3 separate regions of the Homo sapiens genome follow, and all the other regions are linked to region 3. Evidence: chromatin loops called from intact Hi-C (ENCODE). Cell type or tissue: prostate gland. All regions are shown on one strand. Region 1 overlaps SYN3 (synapsin III). Region 2 holds the start of SYN3-AS1 (SYN3 antisense RNA 1). Region 3 overlaps SYN3 (synapsin III).

What was found. A loop is a pair of places that touch in the nucleus more often than their neighbours do. Peaks named below come from ENCODE experiments on the same cell type or tissue, not always from the same donor. Only the 100,000 strongest peaks of a DNase experiment are listed, where the experiment ranks them.
Region 1: it touches region 3 in a loop (3-fold over the local background); 3 of 110 quality-filtered maps call a loop at or near these places.
Region 2: a loop joins it to region 3, with 2.4 times the contacts of the local background. A loop is called at or near these places in 6 of 110 quality-filtered maps.

What each region holds. Positions count from the first base shown.
Region 1 is chr22:32,850,373-32,854,372 of GRCh38, forward strand. The region is part of intron 6 of SYN3 (synapsin III); the gene reads right to left. The region is part of intron 2 of TIMP3 (TIMP metallopeptidase inhibitor 3); the gene reads left to right. Among named protein-coding and RNA genes, the nearest start is that of TIMP3, 51 kb to the left of the region's middle. In prostate gland, no CTCF peak of the experiment used is centred here; DNase peaks (open chromatin) are centred at 674, 2,129 and 2,593; H3K27ac peaks cover 3,569 bases.
Region 2 is chr22:32,573,725-32,577,724 of GRCh38, forward strand. The region is part of intron 7 of SYN3 (synapsin III); the gene reads right to left. It overlaps SYN3-AS1 (SYN3 antisense RNA 1), which reads left to right and starts at 1,215. Exons shown (of 4, transcript XR_001755503.2): 1 at 1,215-4,000. In prostate gland, no CTCF peak of the experiment used is centred here; DNase peaks (open chromatin) are centred at 2,027 and 3,307; H3K27ac peaks cover 1,037 bases.
Region 3 is chr22:32,622,489-32,626,488 of GRCh38, forward strand. The region is part of intron 6 of SYN3 (synapsin III); the gene reads right to left. It overlaps LOC107985545 (a long non-coding RNA gene), which reads left to right. Exons shown (of 3, transcript XR_001755504.2): 2 at 1,465-3,427. Among named protein-coding and RNA genes, the nearest start is that of SYN3-AS1, 50 kb to the left of the region's middle. In prostate gland, no CTCF peak of the experiment used is centred here; a DNase peak (open chromatin) is centred at 1,573; H3K27ac peaks cover 2,753 bases.

The DNA.
Region 1 (4,000 bases), 230 kb after region 3:
TAAGCACCCTGGGATGCGGGCCATGTTACTTGTAAGGAGGAGCGGGTGGTATACAATGGAAGGGTGTACTGGTGATTGCCTTAGCACAGAAGACTGGGGCTTCACCTTGAATAACTCAGCAACTGGTTCATCACCCCATCTTTGTAAGCACCTCTCTACATGCAGAGCTCCCAGCTAGGAGCCAGGGAGGCCGTGAGGGAGATACAGTTTCCATCTTTAGGAACTAGAGTCAGGTTGGGAGAGAAGAGGCAGGTATGTGTGTGACTCATCAGAAGTTCAATGTGGGGTGTGCTGAGGTCCACAGGAACTGTCCAGCCCTTTAACTTATTGCTCATATTTGCATCCCTAGCAATTAGGGTAGGACCTGGCATGCAAAAGTGACTTGGTGAATGCTTATCTGTCTAATACGGGCATGAGGGTGAGACCCCACAGGCCTGGAAACTCCCCAGAGGAGACAAGCCGCAATGTCCAGGTAGAAGGGAGTGGAGGAGTGACGCAGCCCACGGTGGTACCCAACCATCCCCAAGGCCAACCTCCAGGCTTTCTTATTCCTGTGTCCTGAGGCTGGATGTACTAATTTTGTGGAACCTGTTGCTTTGGATTCAATTTTGCAAACATCCACAGCCTTCTGGTTATGTAATGTCCAGAGTCAGCCCTGGCCAGTTGCCCTTGGCTGCCTAAGCTTGGTCATGAGACCAGCTTATGTCTTCAGACAGCCCTGGGGAGAGAAAAATGGGCAGGGGTGGGGAACCAGCAAGAGCAACAACAACGCAAAAAGCCCACTTTGCAACCTCTGGCAGACAGCGCGGGAATGCCAAAGCATATTAGACCAAAGCAGAGGTTCAGAAAACACACGAACCTGCCTGGTCTGGAACAATCCTCATTACGAGACACTCGGTGGTCAGCAGAGAGCTGAGAGGGAAATAGCTGGGAGGCAGCAGTTCCTAAGCCTGCCTGGTTTCCTTCCTACCATCAGGGCCTGGAGACCAGGGTGACCAGAGGCCCTTCCTGTGGACATAATGTCCCATTCCCCCTTGCTGGTGTCAGACCAGCCACGGGTGGTTGTTTAGAGACCAAACAACACTTGCTAGCCTATCAGCATCAGACACTCCCACTCCCAGGCTGGTGGGCTTAGAAGACACACTCCCACTCCCAGACTGGTGGGCTTAGGCTTTCGGTTCACCATCCTTCGCCTGAGCTCATGAATCATGGTGCTGGGAATTAGATGTAGGATCCCTCGTCTTACTTCTGACAGAGGCGCAAAGGGGAAATGACTTACTCAGAGTCAAGCATTTAACTAAGGGCAGATCTGATCCCCAAGCTGAGGCATCGGAATTTCTTCCCAATCCTGTGTTCTTTATATGACTCCCAAATCTCCCTGCCATCTTAATCATCAGTCACCATCTCATGCCTTTCATTCACTCTGACCCTCCATAGAGGGTATCATGATCCATAGAACTGGTCAGTGCCCTTCTATCCAGAGACACCACTGGAATCTGCTTGTCTCTAGGTACCAGCCTGCAAGTCAGACAAGATACAGGCTAGAAGTAATAGTCCGTCCATCCATCCTCTCGTGCTTCCTTCCCACCCTCTCTCTGTGCTTAGTACTGTACTATGAACTGGGGATACAAAGATAACACTGCTTATAATTATGATAAGACTTGGCATCAGTTAACATTTACTGAGCAATTGCTTAGTGCCAGGCATTCTGCTAGGTCTTTGCATAGATCAGTACTTATACTAACACTGTAAAATAGATAACACCTTGTCCTCTGTTTGACAGGTGAGGCAACTGAGACCTGGGAGGTCATATAACTGTTAAGATTATATGGCCACAAAGTGGCAAACCTGAGCAAAACTACAGGGTCTTTGCCTATAAGGAGATAATACAGTATGGAGCAGCAGGCTGATTCATCATTCCTACCCACTTTGGGGTATATAAATGCCCACTCCATATGTTTTTAGTTCCCAGGGAACAAAAAGAGGTCAGTTTGGGTTTGTTGGTTTATCATCCAGCAGTGTAGGGCTGGACTTGTAATATCCTGCAAAGGGTGTATCAGAAAAATCTTTGTAGGAGGGAAGAGAGAGAGGCCAGAGAGGCAAGCCTGCATGAGTTTTGGCACTGGTCCCTGGGAGACTTTGTTCTAGCAGATTAGACAGTCTACCCTAGAGAGTCAGAAGGGGTGAGCAAGGGCTTCCTTAGAGCAGGACTAAAGGAACTTGGAGAACCTGAGACTCCGAGCCGCCCTGTCTGACCTCTCTCTTCTCTCACTGATGGAAGGCAGGCAGACCTTCTCCCGTCTGCTAACTCTGGAGCCTCTGACCCATCTCTCAGGAACACTTCAGTACACAGAGACCTGCGATATGTGTGTGTGTGTGAGGGAGCAGGGTGTTAGAATGTTGAGAGAGCTTATTGCAATCCCAAACTTGGAAATTAGCTGGGCTGTGGGGTGAAGGTGAAAGTTTCCAGAACTGGCTGCTCTAAGCTGTGGGGACCTTATCTCCCATCAGGACCATGAGAAACCGATCCACTGTGCCAGGAGTTATTGTTTATGTAGCGGAGACATGCTCTCCAGCTGGCTGCAGGGGACAGAACGTGGGGGACATTATGTCCCAGCTGGTCCTGGGAGGGTCCCATGGGGAGACCCGCTGGTCATGTGCTTTGCATGTCCTGACTGTAGGCAGAGCAGACCTCCAGGGACTTCCTTCCTTTAGTGGTTTGTCTAACCAAATGAGCAATAGCAGGGTCTCGCCTTTGAAGCTCTAGCTGGAAGCATCTTTGACCCCCAGCCCACAGGGAACCATTCTTCTTGCAATGCCCGTGGTTCTTCCTGCCTTAGGACTCTCATCCAGCCCTCTGCAGAGACTGGCTCCATTTCTACATTCTCTGCCTGTCCTGCTAGACAAATTGCTGTATAGAGAAAGATCATGGCCGTGATAGCTCGGTCGGTCTGTAAATAAGAATTTGTGGGTTTAAATGAGTCCGTGATGTACACCAGCATCCAGAACAGTGTTGATCTTTGGTAGGCATGCAAGACATAGTTGGAATCATTGAGGCAACTCATGCTGTCAATGTAGAGTGAAGGCCAGACATTTCATAAGAAATATGCAAATGTCCCCAGACTCAGAAACTTCTTTTTTACTTTATTTGTCCCTTCACTCCAAGGGAAGCTAACATCTTGGAACTTTGTGTAGATGCTACCAAGAAGAAGAAGAGGGGCCCAGAGGCATGCAGAACCCAGCTGAAAAAGAACAACCCACTTATGTCTGAAGTTCTAAACCAGCTTTAACTACTCTTGTTAAGAGCTGAGGAAGGGACTTAGGAGAAAGGGGACCAAACTCATTCCTCCTCTCCTTACGAATTTCAGTATAACTTGTTCTAAGCTAACTTTTATTGAATGTTGTGGGCTGACTGCTATTCTAAGTCATTTGCTTCTCTCAAACACCCTAAGAAGTGCTTTGACCCATTTTACAGATGAAGAAACTGAGACCCAAAGAGGTTAAGTAACTTTCCAAGTGGCGAACACAGGTGGCAGAGAAGATTGAAGATTCAAACTCTGGCTGTCAGCCTCCAAAACCTGAATTTACCACTGATCTCCATGGCATTGGTTTGGATTAGATTACCTTTAACATCTTTTCCAACTCTGAGATTCTAGGATTCTCTGATGTCAGGACATTATAAACCTATTATAACTCTCCTAAATTTGTCAAACCAATTCTAGATCTCTATGATTACAGACATGATACTTTTAGAATCAATATTTAAATCAAGGTAGGATTATTACACAGAAAACACAACTGAGTAGAATCTACCTTTGCCATGTTGTTCTTTTCAGAATTGACCCTAAAACACAGCGCTATGTTTGTCAGAGCCAGTCATTTGTAATGTGTCAGAATTTCGACTCTAGGCAAGTGCTAGGAGCTAAAATGCAGGTTCCTTCAAACTTCCAAGTAGCTGCGGTGCCAAGCTGATTTCGATGAGTTGAGTTCTTACTGAGCA
Region 2 (4,000 bases), 49 kb before region 3:
AAAGGAAAAGGAAAGGAAAACTCACAGGGGAAGGAAGGGGTTTTTTTTTTTTTTTTTTTTTGGGAGACAGAGTCTCGCTGTGTCGCCCAGGCTGGAGTGCAGTGGTGTGATCTCGGCTCACTGCATCCTCCGCCTCCCAGGTTCAAGTGATTCTCCTGCCTCAGCCTCCCGAGTAGCTGGGATTACGGGTGCCCGCTGCCACGCCCGGCTAATTTTTTTTTTTTTTTTATTTTAGTAGAGACGGGGTTTCACTATGTTGCCCAGACTGGTCTCGAACTCCTGAGCTCAGGCAATCCTCCCGCCTCGGCCCCTCAAAATGCTGGGATTACAGGCATGAGCCACTGAGCTTGGCTGGGGTTTTTTTATTTTTAAGTTAGGACTCTCATCTCCCTCTCAGGGCCCTTTCCTTGATGAGGAAAGAAGTGAAAGTGTCCAAATTTCATTATTTTGGCAGGAAATAAAACCACCATCGTGAGCCGGGTACAGTGGCTCACACCCACAATCCCAGCCACTCGGGAGGCTGAGCAGGAGGATCGCCTGAGGCCAGGAGTGTAAGATCACCCTGGACAACATAGTGAGACCCTGTCTCTAACAAAATAAAAAAAGTAGCCATGTTTGGTGGTGCACGCCAGTAGTCCCAGCTACTTGGGTGGCTGAGGTGGGAGGATGGCTTGAGCCTAGGAGTTTGAGGCTACAGTGAGCTATGATCACGTCACTGTACTCCAGCCTGGGCACCAGAGACAGACTCCATCTCTTTAAAAAAAATCACCATCGTGTTCGATGCCAACAGCACCTGAACACAACCCACGCTTGCTAGTGTTTCATAACATGCACCTACAGGGGCTAATGTGGTTTAGCCTTGCTGGTTTCTCTGACCTCATCTCCTACCACTTGCCCCCTCCCTCTCTCTTTTACTTCCTAGAACTCACCAAGCTCAGTGTTGCCTCAGGGACTTTGCCCTTGGTACTCCCTCTGCCTGCAAAGCTCTCGCTGCAGCCAGTCCCATAGCTAGGCAGCGCCTTCTCATGATCTGAATAGCTGATGGATCATCCCATCTAAAGCAGCCCATCTGTTACTCCCAGTCATATGCTATTGCATTACTCTGTTTTGTGTTTTTCCTCGCACTTAGCACTGTCTGAAATTATTTTGTATTAATAGTTTTCTATACCCTCCAAAATAATAAGCAAAATATGGGCTCTATGAGAGTAGGGACTTGGTCTTTTAAACTCGCAAATGTATTCCCTGCTCCTTGCACACTAGCAGGTGTTTAGGAACAATTTACTGAATGAATAAAGGGATGCTGACCCTGGTACCTAGGCCCTCTTTTGACCTAAGCGGGTGGTTTTCAAACTGAATTCTATGGAGGGAATGGCGCCATGCCGGGAGCCCGGCTGGGTGGGTCTCTAGATCTCTTTTCTTTTTTCATTCAGAACAGCTCCACTAGGATCTGTTTAATATACTAAGTGTTTTCATTGTTCATTGGACAAAGGGCTCAAAGTCAAAAGAGCAAAGCCAGGTCACTGTTGAGGAAGCATTGGGTGGAAGGTTGGACGCCACATCTTTGGAAGTCCTCTTTAACCCCAATACTTGTGATTCCATGAATGGGACACAAGTCGAGTCAGCTTTGATATTGAGATGCGGTGGCAAGAAGAGAAGGACCATGACAGACGTGTTCTGGCGAGGGAGTGGGTGGGGGTTCCCCAAGCATGGGGGTGGGGGTCTTCCAGAGGGCGGCAGCCTGGTTCTAAGTTCTTCCTGCAGCTGCCTCAGCTACCTGCCCCTGAGTCATGACCTGCGATGCACTGGCTGATGCTTTTAGCTGAGGCCACATTTGAGGATCCAGCATTTTCCGACCACAACTTTAAACATAATGTTTGCTCCTCCACTCACCAAGAGAGCAACGGTCTTGCTCTCTGCGGTCTCATTAAATAGGATTCTATTTTCACAGCACTCACTTTTAGGACATTCTTATTTGCTGTTCCAGGCTCTCGGAGAGGCAGCCCAAGAGGCGCTGCTGCTAAAATGACTCTGGGCACGGTAGAGATGGGGAGATACGGAAATGAATAGCAGCTTTGTTTATTTGGCATGGGACCAGGCAAGAGGAGCTATATTAAAAAATAAATAAAGTTCCCCTTCTTTCCTCAAGACAAAAAACAAAACAAAACAAACAAAAAAAAACAAACCTATTCCGGCTGCGTGGCCAACAACACAATTTCCCTCACAGAACAGAACAGATGTGAGTACATTGAGATTAACTTTGTAGGAAGAAATTTAAAAAAATAAAATAATGATGAGCGGTCGTGGGATAGGGCTGGTGAGGGGGTAATATCAAGAGTATTTGAGATGCCCTCATTAGGAAGCCGGAAATAAAATGAAGCAATGGCCTGAGTATGGTTCTATCGACATATAGACACTCTGAGGCACCCACATATCCACAGGGCTCCCAAGTATTCCTGATTCCCTCTCTCGCAGACCTGGCTTGAGGTCTTCCCACAGTGGGGAAGAGATAATAACTATTAATAGTATGGCCATTCTCTGAGCATTCACCATGTGCCAAGCTCTGTGCCGAGTATCCCGTGCACACCATAATGGATGTAATTCACCATTCTTCCCACTGGCTTCGCTTGTCTGAGCTTCAGTTTTCCCTTCTGTAAATGGGTTTAATCAGATTACCTACCCCAGAGAGCTGCTGTGACAACTGAGTAGGAAAACGCACATGAACTACGAAGCACAGGGCCTGGCACCTAGTATGCGGTCAATAAATACACGGTTTATGATGGTGACTATTTTCCGTAAGGTATTTCAAATTCAAAATGTTAAAACCTGAACCCATTCTCTTTCCCCTTCAAGCCATTTTTTCTTGATTGTACACTTCAGTAATGGAATCGTGATAATCTTGAGTTCTTTTCCCGCCTGGCACAGTCAGTTCCCAAATTCATTCAAGTCTGCCGTTTTTCATATCACTCGACTGCATCCTTATCTCATTCCTCACGGCCTTGCTTCCTGCCTGGGTACAAACCCTTATCATCTCTTCTCTGAACTGCCGCAGTTTCTTCCTAATGGGGCCCTAATCCCCCGCTTCCAACCCCCACCCCTCTCTTCTCTTCACACCACTGCCAGGACGCCTTTTTTCCCTTATGAATCTGACCATGCCTATTCTTTGCTTGAAACCCACCAGTGGGTCTCTCTCACCAAGAAGATAAAGCCTGTATTCTAGAGTGTAGCATGAAACACTCTCATGATCTGGCCCCAGTCTCACTTTCTCTTCCTGGCCTCACTCCAGCCCAGGGCTTGTCCACACTGGCTTCACATTAGCATCACCAGGGGATAATACAATGCCAGCATCTGGGCCTTACTCCAGTCAATCACATTAGAGTCCCTGGGATTAGGCCCTGGGCAGAAGTGGAATTTACAAGCTTCCCGGGTGCTTCGAATGCACTGCCAGGGTTAAGCATCGCTGCTTCCCCCCATTCTGAGCAGCTTGCTTGGGCCTTTATGCTTTTGTGTGTAGGTCCTGCTGTGTTGGACAGTTTGCTCTGCTTTTTCTACCTGCGATGTCTCCTTATCTTTGGAGACACAGCTGAAGTTTCCCACCTTTATGGAAGTCTTCCCTGGGACCCCCTCGAAGGGGCTCCTGTTGCCCATGACATTTCCTGCTATGACAATGTAATCATTTGCTTGCATGGCTAGATTCCTGCTAGAAAGGGACCCCCTTGGGAGGCCCAATGTCCATTCATCTTTGGATCCTCACACTGTTGTGGTTGTCTAAGTACAGCGTCTACACACACTTACATGTTTTTTTGATAAATGAAAATATCATTGGAGATTTGTCCTCCATCATGACTCTAACTGGATTCTCAGCTCTTGGCTTATATTTCTGCTTTAGAGTTTATTCATTCTGCCTTGATCACAGTACATTGTCTACATGATCTTCCTCCACCACCTGTCCTCACTCTGGGAGCTTATTTCCTACCACTTTTTACCTCAAGCACTCACTCCT
Region 3 (4,000 bases):
TTGGGGCCATTAGTGAAGCCCAGGGCTGCTTCCTTCCTGAGGGGCAGCTGAGGGGGAGGCCCAGCGCTGGCCTCAGAGGAGAGCAGCTGGAATGTGTTTTCTCACAGCCACACTTCGGTTAACATTCCAGAAAGTCAGAGCTGGGAGGGGCTTCCAGATTAGCAAGTCCAAAAGACTCTGACCCTGGGTTCCCTTGTTGAGCTGCAAAGGGGCTGTGGATCTCCAGAAATCGGATGCAAAAAAAAAAAAAAAAAAAAGTTTCTCTGTACTAGTGAGGAATTGGATTTTTGCAGGGAGAGGCTTCAAGCTTCGTTTTCTTAAAGGGGGCTGAGACACTCTTCCTACAAGTTAAGGACACAGGATGTTTCTAGTTTAGCTTGTGTTTTATGTAGAAGGGGAAACTGAAGCCCAGGGAGGGGACATGACATGCTCAGGGACAGAGATGTGACTGAGCTCATTTGAGAGCACAGCAGAAGTGTAGTTTAGGGGAGGGAGGGGCGAGGGAGACTTGTTCCTCCTGAACACATTTTCCGAAAGTGGGGCCTTTTCAACAGTGTCTACCACAACAGATTAGCCAAACAGCTATTTAAAAAAGGGATCAGACTTTAATGGAAGGAGCATGAAAGTGAGATTGTGAACCCCAGGGAGAGAAAGTTGTCACAGATTGTCAAAGGATAGTTTTTGCTTTTTTTTTTGTCATAGTTTTTTTTTCAATGGAGACAAGATCTCACTCTGTTGTTCAGGCTGGACAGCTGGGGCATGATCATTACTCACTTCAGTCTTAAACTCCTGGGCTCAAGTGATCCTCCTGCCTTGGTCTCCGTAGTAGGCCAAGGGACTACAGATGCATGCCATCACAGCTGGCTACTATTTTATGTTTTATTTTTTGTAGTGATGGGGTCTCATTATGTTGCTCAGGCTGGCCTTGAACCCCTGAGCTCAAGTGATCCTCCCATCTCGGCCTCCCAAAGCACTGGGATTACAGGTATGAGCCACTATGCCTGGCCAAGTTTTTGAAAATATGTATTGTGCACTTCCAGCAATCAATGGCGGTCTTCCCATAACCCCAACCTGCCTGCCCTGCCTGGCCTGCAGGCCTAGCTGGCAAACCTGGATATGCTCCTGGATCCCTGGAATCCAGACGTGCCACTTCCCACTCCATTCCTCTCCTTGCCATTCATTCAGCCAATATTTATTGATTTCTTTAACTCTGTATGAGATGTTGTGGATACAGTGGTGAACAAAACTCCATCTTCATAGGACTTATTCAAATTGAGGAAACTGATGGCATTTTTCTAATAATAAGAGGGGACTTGGGTCCAGGGTGGGGTGGCTGAACTCTGTCGGAAAAACGCTTCTCTGTGAGTGCCGAGGTGTCCCCTCCCACCATAAAAGAGGGTTCTGACGGGAATCGAGGACACCAATGCCCATTTGTTTCAGATTCGACATTCTCCATCTTGACAGGGTCCCCAAGGTTCTCCTGAGTCCAAGGACACCGCTGCCTCCCAGCTCATAACAAACGATGCTCACAAGCATGCCAGCCCTCTCCTTCTATGAGGCAATCCTCGGAGGCCCTTGCCAAGATCAACTGTTTGGACTTCTGCCTTGAAAACTGATCCTCTTCCGAGTCCGGTTATTGCTTTTCTGAAACATGGGGACAGTGACATCATCGCTCCCTCCCTGGCTTGGGGATTTGGTGGTCAGCATGAAGTCAGGGTTTGGAACGGTGCCTGTTCTCTGCCAATGCCCAGGGAGGCCTGGGTTGGGGGCTCTGGAGTGAATTGGGCTTGCTGGGGAAGTCCCCAGAGGCTGGGTGGGGGGTCACTTTCAAACCTGTTGCCAGCATCTGGGTCTGCCTTGCAGTCCCCAGGATGAGCAGCATTCTGAGGAGGGCTGAACTGATGGTCGGTGGATACACACCTGCCCGGTCATACCCATTGTCAGGCTATTGAAATACTTTCATCTCATTGGTAGTCATTTACCGGGAAGACTTCCTGCCACCTTAGCTGTACTGGCTTCTCCCCTGGGCCACCTCTCCATAACTCCTACCATCTAACACCTGTAGGGACCTGTCCAACAGTACTCTGATTGTTGGTGCCCTGCACCACACCCATGGATAAAGATTTCGGCGATGACTCCAGGATCGGAGTGGAGCTGTGAGAACTTGGGCTGGGCCTTTGGTCGCTGGGCACCTGCTGGAAGGCACTGCCATGTGGAAAGAGGCAAGGTCCACATCTAAAGTTCCCAGGTCTGGGCCCTGCCAACAGGAATTCTCTCCTGCCACGGTGGGACCCATTCCTTGCACAGTCACCGGTTAGCATTTCCTTGCCAGAGGCTGAAAGGCATCTCAGGGGTATTCTAGTCCTGCCCGCTAATTGTACAAGGAGACTCTGCAGCTCAGAAAGAGGATGTCACTTGCTCAAGTCAAATAAGCTGGTGACTGACCTAAGCCTTCTGCCTACCCTCTAGGTCATGATTCTCAAGGCACACAAAGATCCTGGCTTCAGAGACCATGAAGACATTCTAAACCTTCTCCTATCACTTGCCCGCTGCCTTTCTATGCCCAGGGTTGGTTTATTGGCATACCCAGCACTTTCTCTAGTTGGGTGGATTTTAGAATTAGCTTCAGCAGGGAGCCCGTCACAGTCATGTCACTCCATAACCTGGCATGCACCTAGGTAGGAACCTCAGTCTGGCAGCCCACAGGCTGAATGTGGACGGATTTCACTGGGACCACCCAGTGTTGTTGATTTTTCTTTCTAATGGAATAGATTGCCCACACTTAGAAAGTGAGGGATTTCATACAAAACTGTGGATATGGGGCTTTTTGGAACAATGGTTAGATCCAGCCATCCATGTGCCACGTTTCTGCAGGCAAGACCAGCTCCCTATAAATGGGACAGATGCTCTAGTTTGTCACCAACCACCCCTTTCTCCCAGCTGGCTTTGGTCCTTTGCTGGCCTGAAGGCACCCAAGTTTGCCATCCCCAGCCCAGAGTTATCTCAGTACATGACACGGCCTTGCTTTTTGTTTCTTGGAAAAGTTGTGGTCCAGACGGAATAAATAGACCACTTTAGCATCCTTCTTCTTTCTTCACACATTCAGGCCATTTTGGATAAGGGAGATGTTTGGGGTCTCAGGCTTATCACAGGGACAGTCATTGGTTGACCACCTGGCTGTGACTTCCAAGACTCCTTCCTTCTGCTCTTCCCACCTCTTCCCCTGACAGTGCCATGATCTCCAACCAGGCTACCCAACTCCTGACATTCCATGGCTGAGCTTTGGACTGAGTTGTGCAGATGCTTACTGAGCACCTGCAATGTTGACGCCATGTGAGGATTCAAGCAAGAGCAAGACACATTTTTGGATGCTTAGTCTTAAGGATCTAAGTCTTCTTGTGCACAACAGATAAAGATATCGATAACCGTAAGTCAAGGCCAAATATTCTGCATCACAGGAAAGGTTTCAAATCAGACAGAGCTCACGTCTACTGGGTGGGGAAGGAGGAATCAGGAAAGGCTTAAGGAAGGAGGAATCAGGAAAAGCTTAAGGAAGGAGGAGGTGTTTGAGATGGACCTTGAAATGACCGTGAAAGGAAATGGTTGGGGGTAGAGGGAGGAAAGGGTGTTCCCAGTAGGCAGAGGGAATGGCTTGAGAAGAGGCTGGGCTTGGGAGGAGACTGTGCTGAGGGTGCCTCTTGTGCAACACAGCTTGGCCAGCACTCACAGGCAGGACACACCACACATCTTTCCTGCCACCCTCCTCTGCACCCAGGGACACACACGCATCTCTCTGGGCAGGGGCACACTCAGAAGCTGAGACTTCTGTACACCTCCCAAACCTGACAACAATGTGTGCTGAGATGTTAGGGATGATGTGGGACCTAAGGTGGCAAAGATGGGCTGCGGTCATTTCTGGGAGGGCTCTGATCGTCCTGGTAGAAAGTGGGGTTAGAGTAAGGCAGGGAACCTGTTCAAGTGTAGACAAAGAGAGAAGAGT